3 separate regions of the Homo sapiens genome follow, and regions 2 and 3 are each linked to region 1. Evidence: chromatin contacts called from ENCODE Hi-C or POLR2A ChIA-PET data. All regions are on one chromosome and are shown on one strand. The core of a region is the stretch at or near the end of the contact, and the rest is flanking DNA. Distances in the headings are between cores, read along the strand shown. Region 1 holds the start of CSDE1 (cold shock domain containing E1). Region 2 holds the start of ATP1A1-AS1 (ATP1A1 antisense RNA 1). Region 3 holds the start of CD58 (CD58 molecule).

Region 1 (4,889 bases), core at 1,331-3,830:
CTGTAGCTGCAAATCAACGGATAGCTTACATGTGCAACATAGGGGAAACTGATAATTTTCAGCCACACACTGTTTTACCTCAGCATAAAAGGACATTAAAATATTAAAAAGTTTTGTGTTGTTTTTAACTAGGTACCCACACATGCAAGTGGAAAACATTCTAATATCAAAACAAAGGACTTTTTAAAATCCTGACTGGGCAGAAGGGATTTAACAGCAAGTCACTCTCACCATAGTAGTTTCACCACTTACAACAGTCTAGCTATTAAAGCTTACAAAATAGATCTCAAAGTGCTTCCTCTTCTGTTTTCTGCAAGGACAAAGCTAAGAAGAAGGCACATCAATTCTTTGTGTTTACTTAACAAGATCAAGATTTTTATCTCATTTTGCAATACAGTCCTGAAATTCAACTCCTCAAAAATCTGTCCAAAAGAACATCGTTCCAAAATTTCCATGTTTTAACTACCTTGTCGAAAGTATGGCTCTCACAACAGTTTCAATAGACTTAGTGCCACTGAACTGTACAATGAAAAACACTGGAACACTAAATTTCATGTTATGAATGCTCCAGCATAATTTGATATTTTAGCATTTTGTTTGTTTAAAACAAAAATCGATGGCCCTACACGATGTGTCTTCAGGTGGGGAGAAGGGAAAATAAGGGTAGAGGGTAAAGCCAGACTGCACGTCAGCTTTCACGCTTTCAATTTTGATTTGCTAGGACTTTACCAGATTTTCACCCACACTCGCTAAAGGTCACACTTAAGTCAGTACTTACAAAAAAAGAAAACCTATCTTCTGTGCCTCAAATACTTTAGTTTTCAACTCAGCTGCTATAAATAATCATCTCGATGGTAAACATCCAGAACAGCTGCAAAACCAAACTATTACCTTCTCTTTTATTTTAGTCCCAGGGCTAAAACGAAACAAAAAGAAGGCCAAATATTTATCTAAGTTTTATGACTCAGGTATATCCCTACTGAAGTATATAAAGCCCCTCCTTACCCACACCAAGGATATCCATTATTGGTTAGTACCAAAAGAAAACCAAGGTATGTATTATAGTGCTCCTCAATGCAATATCAAGAATGTTTGCCTTTAGTTACTCAAAATGAAAATTACTCAGCATTTTAGTATAGAGTAGCTTATATCTGTGGGCTATAATTTGAAACCTACATTCTAAAAAAGTAGGTTAGTAGCAGTGGCTGAGAACTGCCAGTTCATACCAGCCTGATGAAAATTTAAGCCTCTCAAAAAGATTTAACTACCACAGTGCCTTTGAGCATTCTCCCTCTCCGCCCTGTCTCCCAACTGTTTAAAGAGCGCCATATTCTTTTACTCATTTAAGGTGCAAAACACGAAAATTAACTTGCCCAACAACGTTCAGATATTCTTTGCAGATTCAAGCCTGTTTCAGGGAGCGTTCTCTGCTTCACCTGTGAGTTAAGCAAGACGGCCGCCATCTGGGTGTTTCTAAGGGAAAACCTTAAAGCAAAAGAACCTTGGCACTAAGATTTCGTATTGATAAAATAGCATGGCAAAAATTTGAAGCTGTCTCCGACGGGGGAACTCTAAAACATTCTACATAGAATGACGAAGCCAGGCCGTTCATTGCACAATGTGGGTGGGCCAGGCGCTGGCACCATGAGAACTACAGGAGGTGGAAGGGAGGACACTACTGAGCTTTCAGGGCGCACGCCCATTCCCCAAGATAGAGGGGTGGGAGCCACGTGCCTAAAAGATTAGGGACTGGTTCCCTTTCTCAAGACGCCGAAGGGGAGACAATGAGGGGAAGGTTGGGTGCTGAGACCCTGCTCTAGGTGACTGGAGTAACGATGTCAATTCCGCCACACTACTGTGCCAGATGTGGCTGGGGAAAGGTGTCTTTAAACACTTCCCCTAAGATATCTAGATGGAGCAGGGTCTCAGTCTATACACAAAGAAGGCGCCACTGCCGCACTGCGCTCTGGTACTGGTAGTCAGATTCCCAAGCAGGTAACGGCCAGGAAACTACAGGGTCCAGAGTCAAAGTAGGCCCCTCTTCTCGGTCTCAGGCTCTTCCAACCTCACACAAAGGACCGCGCCACCACCCCCTCGCCCCGCCCGCCGGGACATGTAGTTCCCGTTTCCCCAGACAAGCCGCAGATGGGGAAGCAGCCAGACTACAGATCCCAGCAGCCTCCGCGCCCGAGCCCCGCACCCTCTGCCTCCATCTTGGCTGCTGTCGGAGCCTCCATTTTCGCTCCCTCCCCCCACTTTAGTCACCACCACCACTACCACCACGCGCAGCCGGCTGGCCTCAACTCCTCGTTTCAGCTCTGCGACCTGACATGAGGCCCAGGCAGTTGAACGGGAGACGTATGAAAAAGCCCAGGGCAGGGAATCGGGGTGCATTCTTCCCCACCTAGAGCTCTACGAGTGCCCACCTTGACTCAGAAGGCTTCTCGTTAGCCTTGGTCTTATTCTCAGCCCTTCCCCTGGGTTTCTGCTACCCCCAGTTGGACCCTGAGGTCGTACTCACCCCAACAGCTCAGCGCCCCCTCTCCAGCGCCGCCATAAGCAGCACGGCCCGGTACGTAGGAATAAATCTCGCTTCTCTCGCGAGAGTTGCGGGCTCCGGGCGCGTGCACGAGAAGGGGCGGAGTGAAGCGTACTCTCAACACGCTTGCGCAGCAGGGCTAAGTGACGCCAAGCAGTTTGCTGCACTTAACCACAACCAACATGGTGGCTGCATTACATTACATTCCTTCTTGGGTGTGCTGCGGGAAGCAATCTCGGTGTTTACTGACTCCTCCTGGACACTAGGGGTGGCGGGTGGCTTTAGGCGTCTCTAGTCTTCGAGCGTTTGAATACGTTTTAGCCCACAATAATGGGGTAAACCTTGAAGGCCAACAATTCTGATGGCATATTCAGGAGTCATAAAAAATGATTTATCTTTTCCCAGCAAAAATCCGGAAGGACCTCACACTCGTTTCTTCTTATAGTGCAAGCATTCTTTCTTACGTCTACTGTTTTAGAGGAATTTCATTAGTATAGAGTCAGCTTTGTAGCAAGGTAATTTAGAAATCTAAATGAGACCTTTGTTTTCCACGAAAAACATTGCAACAGATGCACAAGAGTGAGCAAGGCTGCATAATCACTAAACAAAATGAAACAAATTCAGTCAACTGACCTTTCAAGTTACGAAAGATATTCCTGTTGTGTCAGGTAATCAAAGAGGGTGGATCAGTAATTAAAAGGTTGAAATAAGAGCAAAGAGATGATTCATCCAATGGGGGAAGAAGGAAGGAGAAAAATGGGTAATTATGACCACAGGAAGTTCAATGGATTATCCCCTGCCAGACAGTAGAGCATGCTCCTCTGGTGAGAGGAATGCTTTTCCCAGATTCAATGCTTCTGTTTTCACAGATTCACTGGCTCTCTCACTTGACAGTATTGGATAAATAATGAGCAGCCAGTCTTCTGAGAACTCTCCTACCCACTTTTTGCTTACAACACATTTATTTGACATGTTGTATGTGTAACCACTGGGAAGTATACAGTTGTAAAGAAAATCGGATATAGACTTGTCCTCAAGGAACTTTTAGTCTAGCATCATTGATGATCACAAAAACAAATCTAAACATACACATTGGAATAAGTGCAATGAAGGAAAGACAACCTTCAATTCAACCTCTTGAATTCTAAGAGGAGGCCGTGTCCCATTTCTGTTCAAAAATTTCCTCACCACCTTTGTTGCTGGTGTCCAGTCCCATGTATAACACCTCAAAACTGCCTTTTTGCTCTCTTTGATGCCTTCCCACGCTTTCCTAAGCACAAATATTTGCTTCATTTTCAATGCTTTCATAGCTCACTCTATTGTAATTATTAGTTTTTACTAGGTAGTAATACTCTAGCACAGAGCTTATGAAATTCATCTTTGCATCCCTGGTTGTTGACAGTGCCCGCTCTCAACAACTCTCAAAAGCTTGTTGAATAAATAGCACTGGACAACAGTATGATAAGTTGTTAGAAATTGGAATATATTTCTGGGAAACTACAGAATGTAAATTTTTTTTTTTTTCAGATGGAGTTCACTCGTGTTGCCTAGGCTGGAGTGCAATGGCATGATCTCAGCTCACTGCAACCTCCGCCTCCCGGGTTCAAGCAATTCTCCTGCCTCAGCCTCCTGAGTAGGTGGGATTACAGGCGTGCACCACCACACCCGGCTAATTTTTGTATTTTTGGTAGAGACAGGGTTTCACCATGTTGGCCAGGCTGGTCTCGAACTCCAGATGTCGTGATCCACCCGCCTCAGCCTCCCAAAGTGCTGGGATTACAGGCATGAGCCACCGCACCCGACCTAATTTTGTATTTTTAGTAGAGACAGAGTTTCTCCATGTTGGTCAGGCTGGTCTCCAACTCCTTACCTCAGGTGATCCGCCCACCTCGGCCTACCAAAGTGCTGGGATTGCAGGCATGAGCCACCACGCCTGGCCCAGAATGTAAATATTTCAAACCAGCTGTTTTGTTTAATTCACCCAGTTCTTAAATCGAGATCTCCCCTTCCTGCAATACAGCTGGTCTGTGTATTCTAATCTAATGTTATAGAGAAACTGTACCAGGCTCTTGCGCTAGATATGAGGTCATGTGAAACTAATTAGGTAATTAGGTAATTCTACTTTTAGTATACATTCTCAAATATCACAGCAATAGGAAATGTAAAAAAAAAAAAGTCTTACTAAATTATATCAATACAATTACTATTAATAAGGAAGGATAAAGCCTTGATTTCTACCATTACACATAGCTTCTGAAAACCTTCTTTAATTATATAATCATTTCATCATCATCATTCTGAATATATCCCAATTGTCTTTAAATTCCTTTAAATTCCTCCTTGTTCCAAA
Region 2 (4,838 bases), core at 572-3,071, 1.7 Mb after region 1:
CTAAAAGGTTACAGAAGGCAGCCTGGATTGCGGGGATCGGGGATACTTAGAAAATACGTTCTGCAAAATGTTGTATTAGAGGTTCTGAAAATTAAGATACAGAAAACATTTTACTTAATGAAGAAAATAGGGTAAATATGTTCAAAGGAGTATAGTTGTTAAAAGCAAACTGTTTAGAGTCAAGATCAACCCAGATTCACTTTCTGGTTCTCTGCAGCTTACTAGCTGTGACCTTCAACAAGTCTCTCTTAACCTGAGTCTTAGCTTTCCAATATGTAAAATGGACACAGCATTGTGAGGGTGGTTGGGAGGATTAAATGAGATCAGAGAATTTAGCACCATGACTGTAAAGAGAAAGGGCTCTACAAATGTAGCTGGTACTACAATTCACTTTTTTTTTTTTGAGACAGGACCTGACTGTCACCCAGGCTGGAGTGCACTGGCATGATTACAGCTCACTGCAGCCTCGACCTGCCAGGCTCAAGCCATCCTCCCACCTCAGCCTCCAGAGTAACTGGGACTACAGGCATGCGCCACCACATCCTGCTAATTTTTATATTTTTTGTAGAGATGGGGTTTTTGCATGTTGCCAGGCTGATTTCAAACTTCTGAGCTCAAGCCATCTGCCTGCCTTGGCCTCCTAAAGTGTTGGGATTATAGGCAAATGAGCCACCACGCCAGCCCACAATTCACTTTAAACACAAGTGAAACACATTTCATTAGACAGTGGAATAGACTTATGTCAATTTTCTTTTCTCTCTTATTTTACACAGTCTGATTTCCTGAAGACAGGAGGCGGGAGTAAGCTAATCAGGCCCTGAGTTAGCTGTTTCCAAGAAGCTTAGAGTGTCCCACTTACCTACGGGTTGCAGGGCCCGCATTGCCAGTAGGGCTGGCTTTTAGGGATGCTGCTGTTGGTGTGTGCTGTACTTGTTTTCTAGGATTGGGACAAGCTTCCTTGAGCTCCTGACTTTAGAGACCAGGTTTGGGAACTGATGGGTGCAGCAAATGCAAACAGACAGCAAACAGGCCAAAGAGGAGATTCATTCACTGAAGAGGGCCCTGGTACAGTACTGTCGAGGTTTTGCGGTGGCCTGGACACGGCTGGCTCCTTCGACTTACACAATATATCTTCTCTCTCTCTTACCTGCACTTATAAGAATCGGTGCTAAGGGTATGTGCCTACCACAGTGCAGCTTGTAGATTAATGAAGAAAGAATTGCTGCCACTTCCCAAATATTAAACGCCAGGTTCTGCCTATGCATATTCTCTCAACCTTCACAACACACCTACTAACTCCAGCTTACAAATGAGGAGACGAACCAGCAGGCTGTTCCAGGCGTCTGGTTGTAAGAGCAGTGGCAGTAGAGAAAATGATTTATTTTAGCACCAGCCACTGTGCTAATCCCTTTAGATATCATCTCATTTAATCCTTTTAACAACCCTGAAGCACCATCCTTATTCTAAAGGGACTTCGGACCTCTCTGCGGTCCACACTGTCCCCTGCTCGGTGCAGGAGTGTAGACTGGGACTGTTCCGTCTGGTGGTCTCCCCGACAAGGGTTCACCTGGAAACTGGCCTTTGGGCTGGGATTGGGACTCTGTACTTAGGCTGGCAGCCCATATTAGGACTGGGCACCGTGATAAGCACTTTCTTACCGCAAATGCACGATTTCACTCGGCCCTCACACACCCCACGAGGTGGGCACCGTCACAGTGCCATCTCACAGGCAAGGAGGCCAGGCCCAGGCCCTGAGGATGCGCCGCTCAGGTGGGAGCTTCCGGGGAGCTCGCGCGACAGCCTGGGGGAGCGCGGATTCGTCTCTGCGCTACGGCGGCTGCAGAGGGTCAACCCGCGGAGGCGGCGCTTCGCGGCGGGTCCTCGGCCTGAGGCTGTGGGATGCCTCCAAACCCGGCGCGGCCTCCGTCTGCAAGGAGAGCAGAGGGTCCCCGCCGGGAGCGCGCCCGGCTGCGGCCCCAGGCGGCCCTGCCCGCAGCCGCCACCTGAGCTTGGGCGCGGCTCCTATCTCCCACCCGCGCGTCGGCCAGTGAAGGGCTCCGTGCTTAAACATCATTCGTTACAGAAGTATTGCGGCCATCACACGGCATTTTAAAAACACGAATGATGATAAATAACTTTAACACTGCTTCCAATTCTGCCTCCAAGCACAGCATCATTACCATTTGCATGCGTTTCACTTCATTCGATTTCCATGTGTATGGATTTGTTTCTACATAGCTGTGGTAAAACGCACATACTAAACTGAATCCAGGGTTGTTTTCCACTTTGTAACATGAACATTTTCACCGTGTTAGTACTGACGCTTCCTACCTATAATTTTTAATGGCAGGACTTTAAAAAATTGGGTTGATACGCTGTCACTTCTCTGAGCATCTCGCAAATGTTCAACATTCAAGTGGCTTCCAAAGCTTCACGATTATAAATTATTCATTCTTTTTTGTTTTGTTTGGTTGTTTGTTTGTTTGTTTGTTTGTTTTTTGAGACGATGTCTCGCTCTTGTCGCCCAGGCTGGAGTGCAGTGGCGCGATCTCAGCTCACTGCAACCTTCGCCTTCCAGGTTCAAGAGATTCTCCTGCCTCAGCCTCCTGAGTAGCTGAGATTACGGGCATCTGCCACCACGCCCACCTAATTTTTGTACTTTCAGTAGAGACGGGGTTTCATCATGTTGGCCAGGCTGGTCTCGAACTTCTGACCTCAGGTGCTTCTCCCTCGACCCGGCCTCGGCCTCCCAAAGTGCTGGGATTACAGCACTTTGCTGCCCAGCCCATTCTTGTGTATAAAGTCCTTTCAGTATTGAGATCAGTTTCCTTAGGTTATATTCACAGGAGTGAAACTGCTAAGTCAGAATGTGAGCATTTAAAAGCTTTCAGTATTATTGCCAAATGGCTTTTCACAGATGACTCAGGGAGGTTTTGGTACTTGGAACACTGCTACTTATATCCCACTCCCCCCCCCCCCCACCAGGAAAACATCTAAAGTGCACTTTTTTTTTTTTTTTTTTTTTTTTTGTGAGACGGTATCTCGCTCTGTCGCCCAGGCTGGAGTGCAGTGGCGCGATCTCCGTTCACTGCAAGCTCCGCCTCCCAGGTTCACGCCATTCTCCTGCCTCAGCCTCCTGAGTAGCTGGGACTACAGGCGCCCGCCACCACGCCCGGCTAATTTTTGTGTTTTTAGTAGAGACGGGGTTTCACCGTGTTAGCCAGGATGGTCTGGATCTCTGACCTTGTGATCCGCCCGCCTCGGCCTCCCAAAGTGCTGGGATTACAGGCGTGAGCCACCGCGCCCGGCTAAAATGCAGTTTCATTAAGAGATAGTGACCCTTTCTGAGAGTGTCTACATTTAATTGGGATCAGAGCTTGAAGTTGAAAATTTTGTGCCCTGGGACTTCAGACATCAGAAAACAGGGTAGGAAGATTCTCACGGGTTAGGATTTTTCTGGTGACCCTGAGTGGGGGAGCCACTTATTCTGCCTTCACTTAAGGCTAAACTAGACTCCCGGCCCTGCGTAGAGTTCTGAGGGACACCAGGGTCACAAGGCTAGTGAGACAGAGTTCATTTGGAAGAAGTGAAATAATTTAGGAATTCACAGAATATTGATGATGATATCCTTCCTCCTCCAGATGACAAGGTAATAAAGAATAATGAGATGTGATCATGGGAAATAGCCACCATGAGCAGCAGCCACCAAGGCACATAAATACTGTGGAATTGACTCTGCTGTCAGCTTGTGGGTTTCTGGAGTGACAGATTAAACCAAACTCAGTCCAGCTTCTTGTTTACTCTGTGTAAATCTACTCACTGTCCAGAATCTTCAGGCCGGTGTTGCCACCACTTGTTCTGTCTGTGATTCCCAGTGATGAGTAGGAGGTGACCAGCAGGCAGACTGTCTCCCTATGGGTAGGGAGCCTCAGAGTTCTGCAGGGACTGGGGTATAGGTAGAAGATGAAAAAAATATCCTTTCTGAATCAGCTCTTTGCCTGTCTGGGCAAACCCCTACGTTTCCTATCCACACTTTCTCTGCTCTAGGACCTAAGCCTTGGAGAGTTGCCCCCAGTTCATTGACAAGCTCCCTACACTAGAGTCCTTTTGTAGTGGGCATTGGGGTGCACCACCCAGATTTCTCTTTAGAACTGGTGAACTTATTCCCTCAAGCTGCTGGGGATTTGCTGGCAGACAGACCTCTCCAGGAAGTGCCTTAGCTGAAGAGAGATCCTCACTCAAGGTCACACCCCACCCCCCTTCCTGGAGCAGCCCACATCCAATGAGGTATACTTGTCTGGCACCCTCACCCCACCTTCAAAGTTCCCTATGGGGTCAGCAGAGACCTTTGTTGAGACTGCTTTGCAGCCTAACTTATCTCTCTGCACAAATTGTTTCTCATTTTCCTTCTATTCCAAAGGTGTTAATCCCAAGAGTATTCCTAATAAATGTCCCTCATGGAAGTTTCCATCTCTGGGTCAGCTTCTGGGAAGCTCAACCTGTGACACCAATCCCACATGAAATATTTATGTGCTACTCCATGAGTCCCTTGTTTAATAAACATTATCTAGCAATAACATGGGGATAAGGTCACAACTCAAAATAGACTAGCTTATAGCTTTGCAGCTTGTTTTGTGTCACTTTTTTTTCTGATTCTCACGAGCTCTGTCACACTACAACTCCTATTTCTAGGTGTGGAAGACAGAATAATGGCCCCGAAGACGACTTACATGGCATAGGGAAATCAGGATTGCAGATGGAATTAAGGTTGATAATCAAGTGATCTTAAAATAGGAAGATTGTACTGAATTTAACAGGCTCGATGTAATCACAAGGAT
Region 3 (4,947 bases), core at 2,199-4,698, 1.8 Mb after region 1:
GAGTTAGCTGTGATAGCACCCCTGTACTCCAGCCTGGGTGACACAGTGAGACCCTGTCTCAAAAAATAAAATAAAATATTTTAGTGATAATGGATTCTGGGAAGAATCACCATAGGATACTAAAACCACTGAATGAACAATGGCTGGAGAACAGGATATTCACTCAACCTCAAAACATCACTTAACACATCATTTATTACTTACAAAGGTAAAATGGTGCCTCTACAATGGAGAAATCTGGTAAACTTCACTTTAACCAAATGTCAAAGTTAACATCTCCAATAATGTGACAAACAGACCACATCTTCCTGATGTGACACACTGAGAAGGACCCAACATAGCTATGAAGTATTCCTGCTACAAAGAGTTACAACCAGAATCTGATCATGAGGAAACAAGCAGGCAATCCACATCCAAAGGGACATTCGGTAAAGCAACTAGCCCAGACACTTCAAAAATGATGATGTCTTAAAGTACCAAAAAAAAAAAAAAAAAAAAGCAACAGTTTTAGGTTAAAGGGGGTTAAAAAGGCATGATTATCAAATGAAGTATGTGGTGCAGGACTGGCTTCTGGGTTCTCTACCAGGAAACAGTATTGTATCAATGCCACATTTCCAGATTATGATGATTCTGTGACTTGTTGGAGAATGCTCTTGTTCTTATGAGACATATGATAAAGAATTACAGGTGAGGTGTCATGAGATCTGAAACTCTCAAATGGTTTGGCAAAAATAACAGATGGCAAAAATAACAAAGAAAACTAATGTGACAGTTAACTGGTGATTCAAGGAGAAAGTACGCAAATGTTCACTGTACTAATTTTGCAACTGTCCTAAAGATTTTAATTGTTCTAAAATTTCAAAAAAAACCCTAAACTGAAGTATTAACGACTTCCATCACCCCTTTCTTTGCTTTACTCATCTCTGTACTAGTAAATGTTTACTTTATCACCATCCAGCATCCATGTTTTTACTCATTTACTTACTGTCTCTCTCCCTCACTATAAGGTGAGCTTCACAAAGGCAGGGAACTGTGCATAGCTTGCTGTATCCCCCGTCCATTGTGCAGTGCTTAACATATAATTGACACTCAGTAAATATTTATTGCATGACTGATGTTCCCAGTAATTCTATGAAGTGGGTTTATTATTCTCCTTTCCCTCATGTGAGTGGTACTCTCTTCAAAAGTGAAGGTACTGAAGTGAAGAGAAGTTAGGGAACTCACACAAGTTCATGACTCAGGTGAGGAGTGGGGCCAGGATCCAAAGCTAGGCATCTGACCCCAGAGCTGATGCTGTTAATCACTGCATTTGCAGCTTCCCTAATGAGGCAGGCTTGGGTCCCCAAAAGGGGATATACCCATTCAGTCTTGTCTTTAGTTTAAGGCCTATGCAGAGCAGTTTATAAATACATGTTTGCTGAATCAAATGACTTCTGAATGAATACATGAATTAGGTGAGAGAGATCACCAGGAAGGGACAGTTCAAATAATCTGTTGGAGGTGGAGCTTGGGCAAACTGGGTTTGCAGTGGAAGGGAGAACACAGGTACAGGCAGCAGTGACCCAAGGTGCCAGGGAATGAGGGACCAGCTTGCCTGGAGGAGAGTTACCCCATCCATTCAATTAATCCCTGTTTGTATCTCTTCTTTTCCCCAGCCACCCGCACATGAACTCCCCAGAGCTATTTGGGCCCTGTGATGGTAGTCCACCCTGGCCTTCTGGCCTCCCTGCCTCCAATTCCTCCTGACTGCAGCCTTCCTCTTTGTTGCTAACAGATTCTTCTTCCCAGGCGCATGGTCCTGATCCTGTAAGGCCCAGGAGAAGCTCTCTCAGCTCAGAGAATCCAGACTCCCTAAGGGGACACTCAGCAATCTTTTCCCACATTATCACATGTCCACACATCACCAGTCCTTGAAGGCTGGGCTCAAATATCCTCCCTCCCATGAAGACTGCTTCACAAAAGACACTTGATTTCACAAAAGAGACTGCCTTCTTCTTCCCTCTGTACCCTCACAGCTCACCTTTTTTTTTTTTTTTTTTTTTTGAGACAGGTCATATTCTGTCACCCAGGCTGGAGTTCAGTGGCACAATCACAGCTCACTGCATCCTCTGCCTCCGGGACTCAGGTGATTCTCCCACCTCAGCCTTCCGAGTAGCTGGGACTATAGGTATGCGCCACCACGCTCAGCTAATTTTTGTATTTTTTGTAGAGCCGATCTTTCACCGTGTTGGCCCTGCTGGTCTCCGATTCCTGGCCTCAAGTGATCCACCTGCCTCAGCCTCCCAAAGTGCTAGGATGACAGGTGTAAGCCACCACGCCCAGCCCAGGCCTCTTACAACACTGACTTATCTGATCGTGCGGGTACTTTTGAGTCTATCTCAACCCCTCCCCCTTGGCTGTCTTCCATAGATGCACACGCGCACCTCCCGGGCAGGCAGCGGACGCTGAGCAAACGGACGGACGGGCTGGAGGGCTGGCAGTGGGGTGCAGGAGCCAGCCATGAGAACCCCTCAAGTACAGTTGAACTCGCTGGGAGGTTACTGCTGTACTCCCGGGGTTTTGCTATGGCCTGACTGGGGCCAATGTGTGGAGGGTGAAGGAGGATGGGGAGGCAAAATGGGAAGAAGGGGACCTATTTCCTGAGGTTGTTGTGACGACTTGGCTGACAACACACGGAGAGGATGGAACCAGTTCTGATACTAGTTTTTAGGATTTGAGGGGAGGAAAAAGGAGCAGGAGTCGCACCACTTAGGAATCCCAACGTGAGGCCGCTGCCGACTGGGCTTCCTAGTTGCCTACCCGCTCCTCGCTGTGGGGCGATTCTGAAAAGTCCTCTCTGCTGATACGGCGGACGCCGCGCGGGCGGGGACGGCACCGCGCGGGGAGGGCAGCAGGCGTCGCCCTCGAGCAGGTGGCATCCGCGCCCGCTCCCCGTCCCGGGCGCGTTCACGGCTGGGAAAAATTTTGCAGTCCGCTGAAGCGCTCAGCGACGTTACTGGGGAAGCCCAGGAAGGAACTTGGTCACTGGAGCTCGGGAGGGGGCCGGCGGGGGGGCGCAGGCCCCGCAGGAGAGGCTAGCGGGCCGGAGCCCGTCCTTCCCTAAGGCCACACAGTTCCTTGCTGACTCCATGAGGGACACTGGCGATGAAATAACAACTTTCTCTTCCTGAAAAGGCTCCCACGGCTGAGTTGTTCCCGGCCCACAGCGACCCGTCCCCACCCGTCTCTGATCGGCAACCGCCTCGAGCCCGGCGCGTCCACCCAGCCTGGGTGCTGCCCAGTACCCGCCGGCCGGCGCGGGGCCCCTGGGGCAGGCTTCACTCACCAAAGCAGTGCAGCAGGCAGACCACGCTGAGGACCCCCAGGGCCCGCCCCGCGTCGCTCCCAGCAACCATGGCTCGTCGGGCCGGCCTCTGCGCGAGTGCCCAGCCACAAGCAGCCCTAAGTTCAAGCACCGCCTACGCGGTCGGCCAGAAGTAGGGCTCCGCCCCGCCCTGGGCTGGCAGCCGGCGGCCCGCCCCGGCCCTTCCTCCCCCACCCTCCGCGGCGCCGCGTTTGTCTTCGCGCTTCCACTCCCCGGGCGCGCCTCTGGCCTCGGCTCTGCGCGCCTCCTTCCTGTGTCCCCGGGGCGCCGTCCAGTCCCCCAGCTCGGTCCCTCCCGTCATTCCGCCGCCATTCCATACGCTATTTTTAAGTAAGAAATTCTTTCCTTGAAAATGGCTTGGTTTTAAAAACCAAGGTTTTAAAGTAAGAAATTCTTTCCTTGAAAATGGCTTGGTTTTAAAAACCAGGTTTCTCTGCCTTCCTACCGCACCTCCCGCGCTTCCCCTTAGCGTTTGGGGCGTGCTGTAGGCCCCTCCGTGGCTAGACGGGGCTGTGGCTCCCAGAGAGCCACCGGAGGAGGCAGCAGGACGGGCGGGAGCACCCGGGGCCCCTCATCCCTTCAGCGCTGTGTGATCCCGCATCAGACGGCCTCTTTGAACCACTTTTCCTCAAACATGACAAGGAAAGGGAGCATTTTAGACAACTGTTAGGCGTAGGGTTACCTGAGGCAGGCCTCCCCCGTCCCCATACTCCCTTATCCCCGGAGCTGGGATTTCCAGCCTTTGGTTTCTCCCTTCTCAGATTCCTCTTTTTCTGTCTTCCCCCATCTCAACCGGGACTTTCCCTCAGGCTGAGATGTCAGATCCACATCTCCCTCACTGCCCAGCCTCCCCACATCCATCCAGCCCAAGCTGAGGCAGGCACTCATCACTCTCCCCGCTCTTCATCAGTCTGGATTGAGCTGGCCCTCCCCTCACATCCCTATATCCCAGAACAAATGACCCTATTCCCAGAACCAGCTCCTCACATCAGCCTCCCTGTCTGTCCCCTTTCTTGCAGACAGAAGCACCAGAGTTGCCCCTGCCCAGCTGAGGGAGTTCACAGAACTCTTAGTTATTATGTGAGCAGGAATCCATTTCCATGAACAGGACTCCCTGCTGCCCAAATAACCACCAACACATACATGGTGCAGGTTGTGAAACTGAGTGGGAATGTGCTTTCTTGCTGCTTCACCTCCATTATCCCCAGGTGGGGACTCGAAGTCACTCAAGACACTTGAACCATATTGCAAAGAGACATGAATTATTTCTTAAGTTAGCCATAAAATCTTAAAAGGTATCTCTATCAGTGAAACTTCTGGGACCAATGCCCTCTACCACAAACCTGCTATCTCGAGATATTCCCTACCATCTGTAGATACTGGGAACACAAGGCAGGGGCAGTGTGTAACATAAAATATGAGGAAATCAAGTGTTCTCTGCCCTGGGCTGGTAGGAACTCAGGCCAACTTAGAAAGGCAGGATGGGGTTAGACCTTCAGACACTGGGGAGCCACAGAAAGTTTTTGAGCTGGGAAGTGATATGACAGCAAACATCTATTGAGCAGGCCCTGTGTGAAGTGCAT

What was found. Hi-C counts contacts between places; a loop is a spot of excess contacts on that map. ChIA-PET counts read pairs that join two places held with the same protein, here RNA polymerase II (POLR2A). Pooled maps may share reads with other maps.
Region 2: a loop to region 1 is called in a pooled map, with 8 times the contacts of the local background. The contact joins the promoter of ATP1A1-AS1 here to the promoter of CSDE1 in region 1. A Hi-C loop is called at or near these places in 6 of 50 pooled maps. POLR2A ChIA-PET finds 5 or more read pairs at or near these places in 2 of 52 experiments (WTC11 and activated CD4-positive, alpha-beta T cell).
Region 3: a loop to region 1 is called in a pooled map, with 8 times the contacts of the local background. The contact joins the promoter of CD58 here to the promoter of CSDE1 in region 1. A Hi-C loop is called at or near these places in 2 of 37 single-sample maps with no recorded cell type and 7 of 50 pooled maps.

Annotation. Positions count from the first base shown.
Region 1 is chr1:114,755,404-114,760,292 of GRCh38, forward strand. CSDE1 (cold shock domain containing E1) reads right to left here and starts at 2,581. Exons shown (of 20, transcript NM_001007553.3): 1 at 2,522-2,581. RefSeq lists enhancers at 1,978-2,297, 2,133-3,126, 2,498-2,787.
Region 2 is chr1:116,416,801-116,421,638 of GRCh38, forward strand. It overlaps ATP1A1-AS1 (ATP1A1 antisense RNA 1), which reads right to left and starts at 1,822. Exons shown (of 3, transcript NR_027646.1): 1 at 1,659-1,822. RefSeq lists an enhancer at 1,647-1,941 and a silencer at 1,901-2,030.
Region 3 is chr1:116,567,578-116,572,524 of GRCh38, forward strand. CD58 (CD58 molecule) reads right to left here and starts at 3,449. Exons shown (of 6, transcript NM_001779.3): 1 at 3,326-3,449. The coding sequence starts at 3,395. LOC124904385 (a long non-coding RNA gene) reads left to right here and starts at 3,398. Exons shown (of 2, transcript XR_007066497.1): 1 at 3,398-3,476. RefSeq lists an enhancer at 2,521-2,580 and silencers at 3,051-3,120, 3,191-3,650.